2 separate regions of the Mus musculus genome follow, and region 1 is linked to region 2. The links are chromatin loops, found by intact Hi-C in ENCODE. Cell type or tissue: left cerebral cortex. All regions are shown on one strand. Links, peaks and the distances in the headings refer to the core of each region. The heading gives the core; the rest is flanking DNA.

Region 1 (7,192 bases), core at 1,501-4,000, 80 kb before region 2:
CAACACAACTAAATTGTAGTTAACATTAGAGAAAGAAAGAAGGGTTTAAAAAGGTAATGTTGTATAAGAGAGTCCCGTGAAAGCTAGCTAGAGCCCAGTTGTAAATTTGTTTTTTAGAGGCATATTTTTGAACCATCTCTAGGCACAGCAGAATTATGGCTTCTGTCCTTGGTCTGTAGAGTCATGCTCTGATTTTAAAATAAGGAGCCACATGCTACCTGGGAGTGGAGAACACTGACACAAAAGGCCCATCTTTCTTCTGAGAAGCTAAGAGGGCAGTGTCTAGCCAACGTCTCTGTGGTTCTTTAACTCTGGTTTGGATCAGAGTGCCTCTCCCTCTGTGATTGTTAGGGAATGGAATGTAAGGTTATGACTATGAAATTCTCTGCAATTCCAAGACCAGTTCTGCTGTAGCCAGGCTTCTAGTGTTCCTGTCAGCTCCAGTCTGATCCAGTCTCCCTCCAGGGCACACCATCTGCTGGCCAAACCTCTGGGATGGCTCAGAAATAGTCCCACCAGCAGCAGCAGCCTGGACACTGGCCTTTGAAGCAGTTTTCAATGAGCTAAAGATAACTGAATGGGGCTCCATCCTGCCAATCAGCAATCAGTGGCTGTGGTATGGGGGAGGGAGGAGGCAAGAAGGGAAAGGAATTCAGTTTAAGTCTCCAGCAATACATATTGCATACTGAGAATACCCCCACACAGCACACACACACACACACACACACACACACACACACACACACACACACACCATACCCAGCACACTTCCCTTCTCTCATCTCCTGACTCTCTTGCTTCTGAGAGTTCCCTTAGTTTCCCTAGACAATTTCACCTTTATTTTTCCCATATGTGTTTAAGACTTTATGTAGACATATGAAACATAGGAATCACAAATGAGAGAAAACGTAGCATGCCTCCTCCTAAGACTCACAGCTTAGCCTCTCTGACAGTATACACTGACATCAAGTATACTGAGAACTTATGTTAGTCTAAAGCAGTGGTTCTCAACCTTCCTAATGCTTCGGCCCTTTAATACAGTACTTTACATTGTGGTGCACCCCCAACCATAAAATTATTTTTGTTTCTACTTCATAACTGTAATTTTGCTACTGTTGTGAATCACAATATAAATATGTGATATACAGGATATTGGATTTGTGACTCTTGTGAAAGGGTCATTGAAACTCCCAAAAGGTCACGACTCACAGGTTGAGAACCATTGGCCTAGAGTAACACAAAATGCCCTAAGTCAGTACCTGCTTTATAATAAAGTGTCTGTCCCATGTGGTTTATTAAGTGATGTACTGACATCAAAATTCAGGATGGTTGTATGAATTCATTTCCATGCCATTGTAACTCTGAAACACTATGTTGAATCATCAAAATCAGAGACTGTCTACATGGTGAAATATTCTCCTATCCTGAGCAGATAGCTGTATGATTTTGGTAAATGTGTATATCTATGTACCTAAGCCCAAAACCCAGTTTAAAAAGTTTCAAAAAAATCTATTTCCTCATGCCTCTGTGTTAATTCTTCTACTTCCATACCTAACAACTGTCGACCTATCCTCTAGAGTTTCACCCTTTTAGAGAGGTCATACAAAATATGATCACCAGCTTCTTTAAAAAAAAAAAGATTTATTTATTTATTTTATGTCTGTGAGTACACTGTAGCTATCTTCAGACACAAGAAGAGGGAATTGAATCCCATTACAGAGGGTGGTGAGCCACCATGTGGTTGCTGGGAATTGAACTCAGGATCTCTGGAAGAACAGTCAGTGCTTTTAACCCCTGAGCCATCTCTCTAGACCCCACCAGCTTCTTTTTTTGTTCTTTGATCTCTTTGAGTTCATAAGATGAAGAAAATTGAAGTGAGAATTAAGAAGAACGTGTGGGAGACCTCATATTATTGCTAAGTCAGGGGAAAGCATGCATTGTAGATCCTCAGTAAGGCACTGGGCCACAATACCACCACACTCTGAGGACACAGAGAACCAGTGCAGAAATACCAGGCTTGGGCATCAGAGATGCTGTGATCTTGGCTCTGTAGTCTACACAACCAACTAAACATCTATGAAGCTCAACTATCCTCATATACTCTGCCCAGTGCATAGTTCTGATGTGAGGAATTCATTAATATACAAAGGTCATGACATAGGGCTAGACTGGCTTTCAAAATGGTTCTTCCCCATCATTAGAGAATGGTAGTTACTGCTGGATAGAAAGTCATTTAAATCACATTTTGTTAAGACAAATAGCATAAGGAAAAAATATAGTACATCTTAATAACTAAGTGATTGACTCTAAACATTGACTCATTAAATTTTAAAGAAGAATGTGTCTCAGAGACACACTATGATGGGGGTGATTTGTTTAGTATAGTTAGATGAACACTGCTCTATTTCCTTGCTAAAGGGAAGGCACTTTTTTCTTTTCTTTCCTTTCTCTTTTTCTAGTTTATGATTCTGTTTGCTTTGCCTAATTTTACTTCTCACTCAGCAGTTCTCAGTTATGACTGGACATTCACACCAGCTAGAAAGTGTTTAAAAATTACTTATGCCTGGGCCTGAGCCCAGAAATTGACTTCACTAGTCAGAGAAGGTTTCTGGCTAAGGGGGATGGCAAAGTTGCCCTTGGTGATAGCAATGCATAACCTGTGAGAAGAGCACACGAGTGAATTAAAACACCATCTGTTTGGGAGGCTCTAGGCAATGATCTCTCAGTTGTAGGCTAAATTGTCTTCACCAGTACACGACTTAGACAACTTAGAAAGACATACACTGACGAACCCACCTATGTCATGACTTGGTCCTTCTTCTAGTAGTTAGATAATTACATGCTCATGCAGGAAGGCTCCTTGTGAGTGACAGGAACTGTCTCCATTTGGAAAGAGCCTCTCCTCCACCTCCAGTCCTTCTGATGCCTCACCAGCTCCTAGTCAGAGTTAGGTGTCTAAATACATGGCCTAGAGCAGTGGGTGTGTGTCTCATGAGTATGAGTTGCAAGATGGTGCAGGCTGTTCCTCTAACTAAAAGTTCTGCCTACTTGTGAAGCCTAGACAAGCCTCGAGTCTCTTGCCCTCTCTGGTCTTCAAACAGTTTGTAGAATGAAAAAAGTTTATCTTAGGAATGCTAAGGAATTTTCCAGGAATTTTCCAGTTACCATAATGTTGCAATTTTTATGACTAACAGAATAATAATCAAATTACTTTATGTCTTGTTAACTTAATTGTTAGTGCTTAAACAAAGAAAAAAAGCATCTCATAAAATGAGAGTTTGGTTTTTTATTAAAATCGACACATACATGTAAATAATATATTTGTTTGAGGCGTATATTTAAGCTATATTTCCCAATAAATGTAAGGCCTCACTCTGTACTTTGTAGATGGTACTAATAGATATTTAATCAAGGATTTGCTGCATTCGTAAACCATAATTCCTAGCTGATGTGAATGTCCAGCCATACGTTACTGGCACCATGCTAGTTAATTGATTTACTGATTGACTAGCTGTCTTATAAAATGGAGCATGCCATTAGCTGTTACCCTATGAAACTCGGGAGACTTGAGTGATGTTCGTATCCCTGGGAAAAAAATCACTTAACTACAAGTGCCAGAAGAAACTTCTACTCTGGAATTAAAGGAGAGTTTGTTTAAAGAAAGGAAAACAACTTTAAATAGTACAATAAATATTTTCCTCTGCTTGGGGGTGACCTGTGCTCAACCTCTGCCTTGTGAAAATACTGTCTTCAAGCCTGTGGTTTTGCAGCACGTCAATAATTCTGAAGAGTCTGTCTGCATTCAGCCGCTGGCCACTTCCAAGCCACATAAGCCTCTCTTGATCACTTTTCTACCATAGACATCCACACAGTCACTAGGCCCCTCTTTCTCTTTAAAGTTGAGTTCTCTTTCTTTTATGACAACTCATCTTTTTTTATTTAATTTAATTTAAATTTTACTTATTCACTTTACATCCTGCTCACTGCCTTCCTTCTGGTCACCCCCTCCCATAATTCTTCTTCCCTCATCCCCATTCCTTTCTCTTCTAAAGGGGTGGGAAACCCCCGGGTATTCCCCCTCCTCCTGGCACTTCAAGTCTCAGTGAAGCTAGGTGCTTCCTCTTTCACTGAGTCCAGACAAGGAAGCCCAGCTAGTAGAACATATTCCACATATAGGTAACACCTTTTGTGGTAGTCCCTCTTCCCATTGTCCAAACACTGAATGTGAGAAACAGGAAATTTGTGTCCCAGGAGGAGGCTTACTGGGGCCACACTAACATGCATTTTTATCTATGCTATGGAAGCCAGATCTTTAATTAATGGCACCCTTAGTCAACACAGTCTCATATGAAGTCTAGCCTGAACATGTGCTACATATGAGTGGAGGGGCCTAGGTTCCAGTCCATGTATGTTCAGACTCTGAGAGCCTATGTCCAGCTTAGTTAACTCTGTTGGTCTTCCTGTAGAGCTCCTATCCCCTTTGGGACCCGCAATCATTCTATTCTTTTGTAAGAGTCCCAAGCCCTATCAACTGTTTGGCTATACCTGTATCTGTCTGAGTCACTTGTTAGGTGGAGCCTCTTAGAAGACAACATGCGCCTGTCTGCAAGCATATCAGAGTGTCATTAATAGTGTTAGGGATTGGTGCTTGCCCATGGGATGGGTCTCAAGTTCAGCAAGCTATTGATTGGCCATTCCTTCAACTCTTCTAGAGTTGGAAGAAATTTGGATCAGTGAAATTATATATATATAAAGTAAGAGTCACTATTAATTGAGTTTATTGATCTAATCAACTGCAGAGGCTTGAAGACAATATTAATGATGTAATAAAAGTATCCACACACAGGAGGTTAAATATAGCCTCTGGGAGATGACACAGACTCCCTGTTAAACAAGGTATATTATATAGTTCTCTAGCTACAGTTAATGATACACTTGAAATTCTGTTATAAGCTATTTTATAAAAGAATAAGGCAGGTCTGGAAACGTAGTTCTGTAATAAAGCACTTGCCTAGTTCGTGTGAGACCCAGGTTCAGCAGACATAGATAGATAGATAGATAGATAGATAGATAGATAGATAGATAGATAGACAGACAGACAGCAAGACTAGAATAAGGTAGAATTTGGTGTATTAGATTCTTTGCAAACTTCCTAGAGCATCACCATCACTCTGGTACTGTACTATCCGGAAGAAACAAGAGCCCCCCCCCCCAAAAAAAAAAAACAAAGTGAAAAATTCTTTAAACAAAGGCTAGTCACACTTACCAAACACTGAATGTGAGAGACAGGAAATCTGTGTCCCAGGAGGAGGCTTACTGGGGCCACACTAATGGACATTTTTATCTATGCTATGGAAGCCAGATCTGTTATTCATGGTTCCCTTAGTCAACACAGTCTCATGGTGAAATACTGCAGACTTAATGGCTTGAGTAACAGAAATCTTTCACAAACAGATTCATCAACTGGAAAGTCCAAGGTCAGGGTACCAGCATGGCCAGTTCCTGCTGATGCTCTCTTCAGAGCTTCGCAAGTCCATATACATGCCCATGACCACAGCTCTCTCTCCCACTTCCTAGAGGAATTCCAGTCCATAGGTCTTCTATGTCCTGTGTGCCTAATTTGAATACTTGGGAAGAAGAGACAGGAGGATCAGGAATTTAAAGTCATGCTGGTTACAGTGTGTTGAAGGCTGATCTTGTCTATATAAGACCTTATCTCAAAAGAAAAGAAAACAAATAATGAAATCTATACGATAAAGACCCTACCTGGACCCATTTAACCTTGAGTACTCTTTAAAAACTGTATCTTCAAACTTGGCCACTGTGGAGAACAGAACTTCAAAATGTGAATTAGGAGAAATACTCTCTCAGTTCATAGCAGTGAGACAGGAAGCCACACATATGGTCCTTGCAGTGGTTTTAAATATGCTTGGCCTATTGGGCGTGGTGCTGTTAGGAGGTGGGGCCTTATTGGATGTTGTGTAGCCTTGTTTGACTAAGTGTGTCACTGTGGAGGTGGAGCATTGAAGTCTCACATATGTGTTCAAATCTGGCCATTGTGATCTAGACCCTCCTCCTGGCTGCCTGCGGACGACACTCTTCCCTAGGCTGCCTTTGGATCACGATGTAGAACTCTCAGCTCCTTCTCTAGCACCATGTCTGCCTGTATGCTGCTGGGCTTCCTGCCATGATGATAATGGACTGAACCTCTGAAACTGTAAGCCCGCCCCAATTAAATGTTTTCTTAGTCATGGTGTCTCTTCAAGGGATAAAACCCTAACTAAGACAATCCCCAAATTCAACAGTTAGTTTTATTCTTTAAAAATAATATCTTAGGGTTTCTGTTGCTCTGATGAAATACCGTGAGCAAAAGCAAGTTGGGGTGGAAAGGGTTTATTTGGCTTAATTTTTTATCACGGAAGGAAGTCAGGACAGGAACTCAAACCTGGAGGCTAGAATGGAGGGATGCTGGTTACTGGCTTGCTCAGCCTGCTTTTTTCTTTTAGAACCAGGACTACCAACCCCAGAATAGCATTACCTACAATGGGCTGGGCCCAGCCCAATCAATCACTAGTTAAGAAAATGCCTACAGATCTTAAGGAGGCATTTACTCAGCTGAAGCTCCCTCCTCTCTGATGATTCACATGCACACCCTAGGAAACCTATAGTGCCTTTAAGAGCAGCTGGATTCAAATGTGACCCTTGGTGCAAGACAAGAGTGGACCAGAGGACATTTTCCCTGAGTCACCCATGGGCCGGTTCTCAGGGTGGTTTACTCAGCCGGCCTAGCCTGTTAAAGCGCCCTGAGGAATGCACTGCCTTTAGCATTCACTGATAAAAATCAAAATACCTACAAAGCCAGAAACGGCTCCTCAGTTAAGAAATATTTCAAGCCCTGGTGTTTGCAGACAACAGGAAGTAGTCGTTTAGCACAGGAAACTCTAAGCTCCTTCACCAAATGGTAAAAAGTACCCATTGGGCTGAAGTCAGGAGATTGCTGGTCTCACCCCTGCTTTGCCACTGATTCGCCTGCTGAAGGCATGACTCTGTTTTCTTATCAGAGAATGAGGCAAGGTTGGAACGGGGCATCTCAAATTCTATTACACATAAGACTTCGTTATGCTGTTTATTTTCAGTGTAAGCTTTCTGACCTGTAGCCTACACCACCTCCAACACACACACACACACACAC
Region 2 (7,192 bases), core at 2,880-5,379:
TCACAGTATTTTTGAATAATATATGTTAATATTACAGGTCTTTCATCTTTAACTTTTTTTTTTAAGTTTAAACCAGTTTAAACCTGGCTTGCTTGACAGTTGACTTCAAATGCAAATACAGAGGTCCCTTGTTGAAAGGGCTTGCTGAAATGAACCTGAGTCTGCCTAGCAAAATACGAATAATTGTGAATTGGAAAAGGTAGCTAAAAAACATTGCTGGGTAAAAATTACTAGAATTAGTTAAACTATATTACATTAGGCATGTTGGATATGCAAGAAAACACAAGTAAACGCTGCCTCAAGCATAAATGAATACTTTATACAAGCTATAATTTTATACTCCATTATTACATGTGTCAATAATGAAATGTATTTTAATAACTATAATATTTTTATATTTACAGCTTTTTAATTTATCAGTCCCTTCTATCATAGAGACACAGCTAGAAATAGTAGAGGCAATAGGTTTGAGGGAGACAAGGCACACATGTGTAAGAGTAAAATGTGTGTTTGAAGAATTGCTTGCTAACAAGCTTCATGTCTCTGAGTACAAGCAAAGGTGGGAAGTGACAAATGGCTCAGACATTTGCATGATAATATTACTCAGCTGACCTCCGAAGTTCTAAGGCAGAGCCAAGGGCAACATGAGTAGCATCCGGGGTTTTATGTCAAGGGTGTAGTGTATATTGGAGACTGGATTTTGTTAAGACCAATTCTTTCTAGAACCCACTCTATTGAATTTAGTGTGCCACGGGGAACATACATTTGTCTGTATTGGTGGGAATAGAGGAATGAGTAACAGTGAGATGTTCAAGCGTTTTCTTCCAGGTTACTGTGAGTCAGGAAGAAAAGTCTTAGCTCAGCCCTGCACTGTCTAGTACACTCTAGTTACCCTGTTTTATACACTAAACTGAAACACAAGGCACCTGTCTGGCTGGAAACTGCAAATGTAAATCCAGAATCAGAATTCAGACTCTGGGGGTCTGGCCTTGAGTTGTGCGCTTAGCTACAGTAGCACAGCAGTGGAATGGGACCAAGGAGGACACTTAGGAAGAACACGTAGGATGCTCACCACCTCCTTAGGCTGTGTATTGGGGTTTTTCCTTTGTGTAGTTAGTATCTTAAAGGGATATTGAAAGACAGACTCAAGTGTCTTTGTTAGTTCTTTATGTTTTATTTCAATGATTATTATTATTACAAAGGAGGATGATAAGTGTATTCATATAAGATCTTCATAGTAAGTCACTTATAACAGGAGTTTGATGGTTAGTTACTATTTGCCATATTGTTAGTTACCTTCCAACAACCTGCAGTTGCCTCCCCAGCAGACATAGCCACTTAAAGCTATTGAACTTTCATTTTGTAGATGTGCCCCATTACAGCTCAATGCCACTGATGTGCACCATTCCAGATCCACCCCACAGATGAGCCCCCTTCCAGATTGACCCCACTGATGAGCCCCATTACTGCTCAACACTTTGGGTGGGCACTGAGTCAATACCATTTAAATCAAGAGTAGCAGAGTGAAGTACTTCCTTGACTGTGAATTTGAAAATAGACTTCTCAGACAGTCTATAATATTCTTAGTAAACTGTTAAATGTCACATGAAGGCAATTTGTCAAGCCAATCTGTAGGAACAGTTATGGCATCTTAATTAGATGATTTTTTCCCCCAGACTGATAAGAACAGTAGAAAGGCGAGTCAGGGCAAATAGAAAGGCCAGTTACAAGATGAAAGGATGCTTTCTCTACACAGCACATCATTTCTGATGTCACCTGCAGGCCCAGGATTTCCCCCAAACCAGCATTAATTTCAATAATTCACTAGAAGTTATTAGAACTCTCTTCAGGCTGTACTAATGGCCACAGTTTTAGACAGTTGAGAAAACAGATCAATAGATCTCAGCCAGAGAATGAGGTCTGGAGGGTAATGGAAGAGGGACTTGGATCACTCTCTCCCAGAGAACTCAGAACACATTATTCTACCAGCCTTGGAGAGTAGAATGTGGCAAGACACACACACCACTTTGTAGACTGTTGCCAACAACATTTTTGAGCCTTTGTCATGTAGGCATGTCTCATTGATGATTGATTGACCATGCAGTTTTAGTCTTCTGGTTGGATGATAGACCTTGACTCAAGGCTTCCATAGTAAATTGAGTAGTTAATCTTTCTGCACTGTGCAACCTCCATCCTAGACTTATCAGATACTACCCACCTACCCTAAATGAAGGTCCCCTCTTTGGACAAAGCTACATGGTTGTTTGTTTGTTTGTTTGTTTGTTTGTTGTTGGTGTTTGTTTGTTTGTTTGTTTGTTTTTCAAGACAGGATTTCTCTGTGTAGCCCTGGCTGTCCTGGAACTCACTTTGTAGACCAGGCTGGCCTCTAACTCAGAAATCCTCCTGCCTCTGTCTCCTAAGTGCTGGGATTAAAGGTGTGCGCCATCACCGCCCGGCCTACATGTTTATTCAGTAAGTGACTGAGGATTCTTTACCAGGCTCACTGTGTCTCTTCTCTCCAAGTTTTGGGCTATTTTCCTGCTAAAATGAAGCACAGGTTATCAGTCACAATGGACTTCTATACTGGAAAAAAAAGGAATACAATATACTTAAGAGGTTTAAAATAGCATAGATCTATTTCTTCCATATACTTCATGGCCAGTGTAGGTTGATTAAGAGTTCTGCTTCATACTTTCTCTCTGGGAACCAAGACTGATGGAGCCAGCACTAGCTGGGCTCAGTGTGTCATAGCTAAGGAAGACATGTAAGAAATCATATCAGCCTTTTGTACAGGCATCTCCTCCATTGCTTCTTGCATTTTATCGGTTAGCACAAATCTGAAGACCATGTAATCTGGGAATGGGGACTAGAAGAACCATTTTACCCTATGCCTGTGAAGAGAAAATGTTATCATCCCGGTTACTAGCCTCAAGGGGTTTAAATGTGAGAAGAACTATACACACATAAAAGACTAGTAAGTACTTATATGCCAGAATTACAGGTATATATCACCATCACCAAGCCTACTTAATTGAGACATTAGCATGTGCTCCTGGCATCCTGGAAATTCTGCATGTATGCTCTGAACTCTACCTCTTCACATTCTGCTCCTCATTTTGAGATCTCTGTATGTTCTGCCTCTGAGCCACAGCTCCATCCTTAACCCACGGGGTGGGGGGTTGTAAGCTTTTGTTTTTTGCTGTTTCCAGATTACTTTTTGTATCTCTGGTTAAATATGAATGAAGAGAGGCTCTTTTTCCTCAACTATGTATTTTATACACACCACTTGGAAAAAAAGGTAACTTAATAGAATTTTGCCAAACTCTAGATTATGTTGTCAGTGAAGAGCCACCTAACTGTCAAAAGAGGCATTTTTGACAAAAGAAATGTACTTCTTTTGACCAACTCATATAGAAGTATGCCAGGCTGACACTTTTATTGTGTGAAATAGTTGACTCAGCATATTATAACAAATCATCCAGCAAGCCTTTCCCTTCTGTTTATGCATTGGTAGCTGGTTTTCTGCAAAATTTATTTATTCAGTATTTTCCAAGTCTTGTGGGCTAGACCAGCAGATGTTGGCACCAGGGCAATAGGTGGTTTTTACTGTCTTCTTTGGGGCCTATAGTAGAGCATACATGTAATAGAATAGAGCACATATAATAAAAGTATTCTTCTGAAGTAGAAAGTTGGGAATAAAAATCTATTACCTAATCTATTACCTCTCAACACCTTTCTTAAATTGCCTAAGTTCAGAACTTTGTCTAATTTCAATATCTGGGTTCAGAAAGCTATACAGTGATATTTTCATTACACTTTCTAAGCTATTATGATTCACTCATAACATCCTCGGGATGTGTGAGATACAGAGATGGGGGAAGGGGAAATGAGAAAGGGGAGGACAATGTTTTTACAAGATTTGCTTTCTGAATACCTTAGCACTGCAGTAATTTTGGTTCCTGGGTGGCAGTTGCCAGTCTTCTGAATGGGAGATTACAGATGTGGGAATCTGGGCTACCTCTGGCTTTACACAATGCGATGCAAATCTTCAAGGAAAATTGAGTCTCTGGGGTAGAGGTTTGTGTCCTGGCTTGAGGTCATACACAAGGGTGGAAGGTCCCCATGTGATGACTAATGTGGCACCAGACACCAGAATGGAGGGAGCTGAAGCAAACAGTATCTAGAGAGTTACTTCTGTTGAGGGTTTTCCTTAAAAGGCTTCCTGAAGTGCCTTCTGAAATGCTTTGCAGTCTCTCTTCTGACGCACTTCTCAGCCTCAGCCTATTTCTCTTTGGTGTAGCTTTTCGAGGGGCCAGCGTGTCTCGGCACCGCCTGGATTTCTTTTAGACTTGTGGGCAGCAGTGCTGCATGTGTGTCTGATTCAATCTGGACAGATTGCCTGTGAATGGGGTGATAAGAATAGAGAGACTCATACCAGTAGACCAAACTTCCTGTGCACAAGCCTTTGAATACTGCATTTCACTGTCTGAAATAGCATCCATCTAAGGGCGGGGATCATTCATTCCCTCTGGAATTGAGCAACAGCCTAGACAGCAAAGGCAACTATTTTGGGAAGGAGATGTGAGAGGAAGGATTGTGTCTCCCAGTCTAGGCAGGAGTACCTTTCCTTCATTGGATGATTATGCCGTTCACTGAGACCCCACTAAATGCAAAATGGTAAAGGCCAGATAATCCCAAGTGGCAATGGCTGCTGTGTGCATCCTGTGCGGTCAGTGAAGACTGAGACTGAGTCTAAATGCTTCAGCTTCAACCCAAACTGCAGAAGGGCAAGTTTTCTTTGGAGATTTGGTCTCTGGTACTAAGGCTGTGGAGAAAGAAGATGCAACTCACCCAAGTTCCTTTCTTCTTTAACTACAGAGTGTTTTTTGTGTATTCCTGTAGAGACTTTTCTTTATTGCTGGAGAAGTTTAAAATAAATCAATAGATGGCTGTGTCTCCTACTCCCTCCCCATAAAGCTGAGGTGGGTAGGGCTTGGCAGCTGCTGGCAGCTGCAGAGATAAATAAGGGCCAGGGCGCCTAGATGAAAGGAGTCAGGCTTGTGCAACTATGAGTGCCTGTCTGGGGAGAGGCCATGAGGACAGATCTGCAGCTGGAGCCCAGAAGTTCAAGCAGTAACAGGGAGGTGGGACTTTGCAGGGACCAGTTCAATGGACTTTTTGAACAAGTTTCTACTCTTTTAGAGGGCGGGGGAGACTTCAAAGGGCACACATATGTCAGATATAGTTTAAATGAGTTATAATTTTTGCCAGTTAGCGCACTGGATAGAAACTGGGGAACCACAGCACAATGTTAGTCCTTTGTTACTACCTCAACTAAGAGAGAATTAGCTCTCTGAAATTGTCTTCACAAATTAGCTGCACTGGAATGAAGCTAAGTAACCCAGTGTGCAGAATATGTTCCTGTTTTATTACGGATTGCCAGTTTGTGAAGTAGTTTTCAGTGGGGGGGCTTTTGAAGTCTCTTCCCAATGTGGTAGGGTTTAATCACAACATATGGCCTTCGGTTCTGGTTTTGGTTTTTATTGTGGCATTAGATTTATGTGAGGCTCCCCACCCCACAAGCAAGGCTGTCTAGGCTTATGAGAACCACTTGGAAAATTATTTCTCACTCTTCTTAACTATGTTATTAATTTGCTTAAAATGGGAGTTGACTATGCTTTTACATGGAGTCTGATGAGGAGGGTCAGTTAATGATTGCTATTATTTTCGATATTGATGGTCTGTGGTCTTTGTTTTTTAAGTAAATCAATTATTATTTTATATTCCATCTACATGAATCAAATAGTCAATGATTTTAGATTTTGAGCTATATTGATGTCTTTCTAGCTAGACTTCATGTGAAATGTCCTTTATTTTATTGCAACAATTTTATATTTAATTACACGTTTTTATTTATTTATCTATGTGTGTGTGTGTGTCTTCAGGAGCACACAAGTGTGCTCACACATCACAGCACACATATGGAGGTCAGAGGACAATTTTCAGGAGCCAGCTCTCTTCTTTCATCATGTAGGTCCTAGGGATTGAACTCTGGTCGCCACACTTGTTAGGATGTGCCTTTCTTTGTTGAACCATCTCCCTGACACTACTCATGCATTTGTAAGACATAATTCACATGAAAAACTAAAGAAGACCTTCATGTGGTGATCAGATATTTTAAGTTTTGAAATTTTTGTTGTAAGGGGAAAGAAAATGAAGACATAGATAATCCCTGTGCATTGAGAGATACTTTGAATGTCACTTTTCTCTTAGAGTTTTTAACAGGAAAAGAAAAATTGTCTGTGAAGTTAGAATGTTCATTTTAAGTATAAGCATTACAAGTCCATAATGTTGAAAGAGATAGTAATTGTATGATAGGAAATGAAGGTTTGTTTGCTGTTATTGTTGTTGTTGTTGTTGTTTTGTTTATTTGTGTGTTTATCATCTTCAGAGTTTTGGAGACTTTGATGAATCAAGAAGATCCTTATTGGACTATTGATATAGGCTATGGTCAGCTCAGGTTTATATAGGTGAAGATCATATAGCTAGTACTGGTTTAGGGGAGAAACCAGGAATGGAATTGTAAACAGTTCCAGTTCCATCTAGGTCCTTAAATATCTATCCATAGATGTTGGAAGCCAGGAGTGGATGTAGCTGTCTGTAGGCCCAGCCAAAGAGATGGAGGGAGGCGGATTGTGGGCTTAAGGATTATACAGCGAGCGGGGAGAGAGAGAGAGAGAGAGAGAGAGAGAGAGAGAGAGAGAGAGAGAGAGAGAGAGAGAGAGAGAGAGAGAGAGCGCTCAGGAGGAAAGGCGTTGGTGGACCAATATGTGAATGAGCTCTCCAGCTCCACAGTGGGTCTGGATTTTTCTCGGTTCTGTCATCTTATCTAACCTTGTCCTCTTCCTTGCTGTAGGAGCGGCAGCGGCTGGAGACCATCCTCAGTCTCTGTGCTGAGTATACAAAGCCTGAAGGTCGCCGCCTGTCCGCTGGCACCACGGTGGCTGATGTGCAGAAAATCAACAAGGAGCTTGAGAAGCTGCAGCTGTCGGATGAGGAGTCTGTGTTCGAGGACGCTCTGGTGTGCCCCGATGCCAGGTACAGGTGCCACCGGAAGGGCTCTCTCCAGGATGTTGACGTTGCTGGCTTCGGGAACCTTGGTCACAGTGCCAGCTTCCTGGCCCCCAGGGGC

Evidence for each region. Hi-C counts contacts between places; a loop is a spot of excess contacts. Peaks named below come from ENCODE experiments on the same cell type or tissue, not always from the same donor. Only the 100,000 strongest peaks of a DNase experiment are listed, where the experiment ranks them.
Region 1: it touches region 2 in a loop (11-fold over the local background); 1 of 42 quality-filtered maps calls a loop at or near these places.

Annotation. Positions count from the first base shown.
Region 1 is chr16:45,886,392-45,893,583 of GRCm38, reverse strand. It overlaps a transcript of Phldb2 not described here. Among named protein-coding and RNA genes, the nearest start is that of Phldb2, 46 kb to the right of the region's middle. In left cerebral cortex, for the core only: no CTCF peak of the experiment used is centred there; DNase peaks (open chromatin) are centred at 2,602 and 2,942; H3K27ac peaks cover 344 bases.
Region 2 is chr16:45,808,234-45,815,425 of GRCm38, reverse strand. It overlaps Phldb2 (pleckstrin homology like domain, family B, member 2), which reads left to right. Exons shown (of 18, transcript NM_153412.4): 3 at 6,917-7,192. Among named protein-coding and RNA genes, the nearest start is that of Gm52249, 16 kb to the right of the region's middle. In left cerebral cortex, for the core only: no CTCF peak of the experiment used is centred there; a DNase peak (open chromatin) is centred at 4,379; H3K27ac peaks cover 1,419 bases.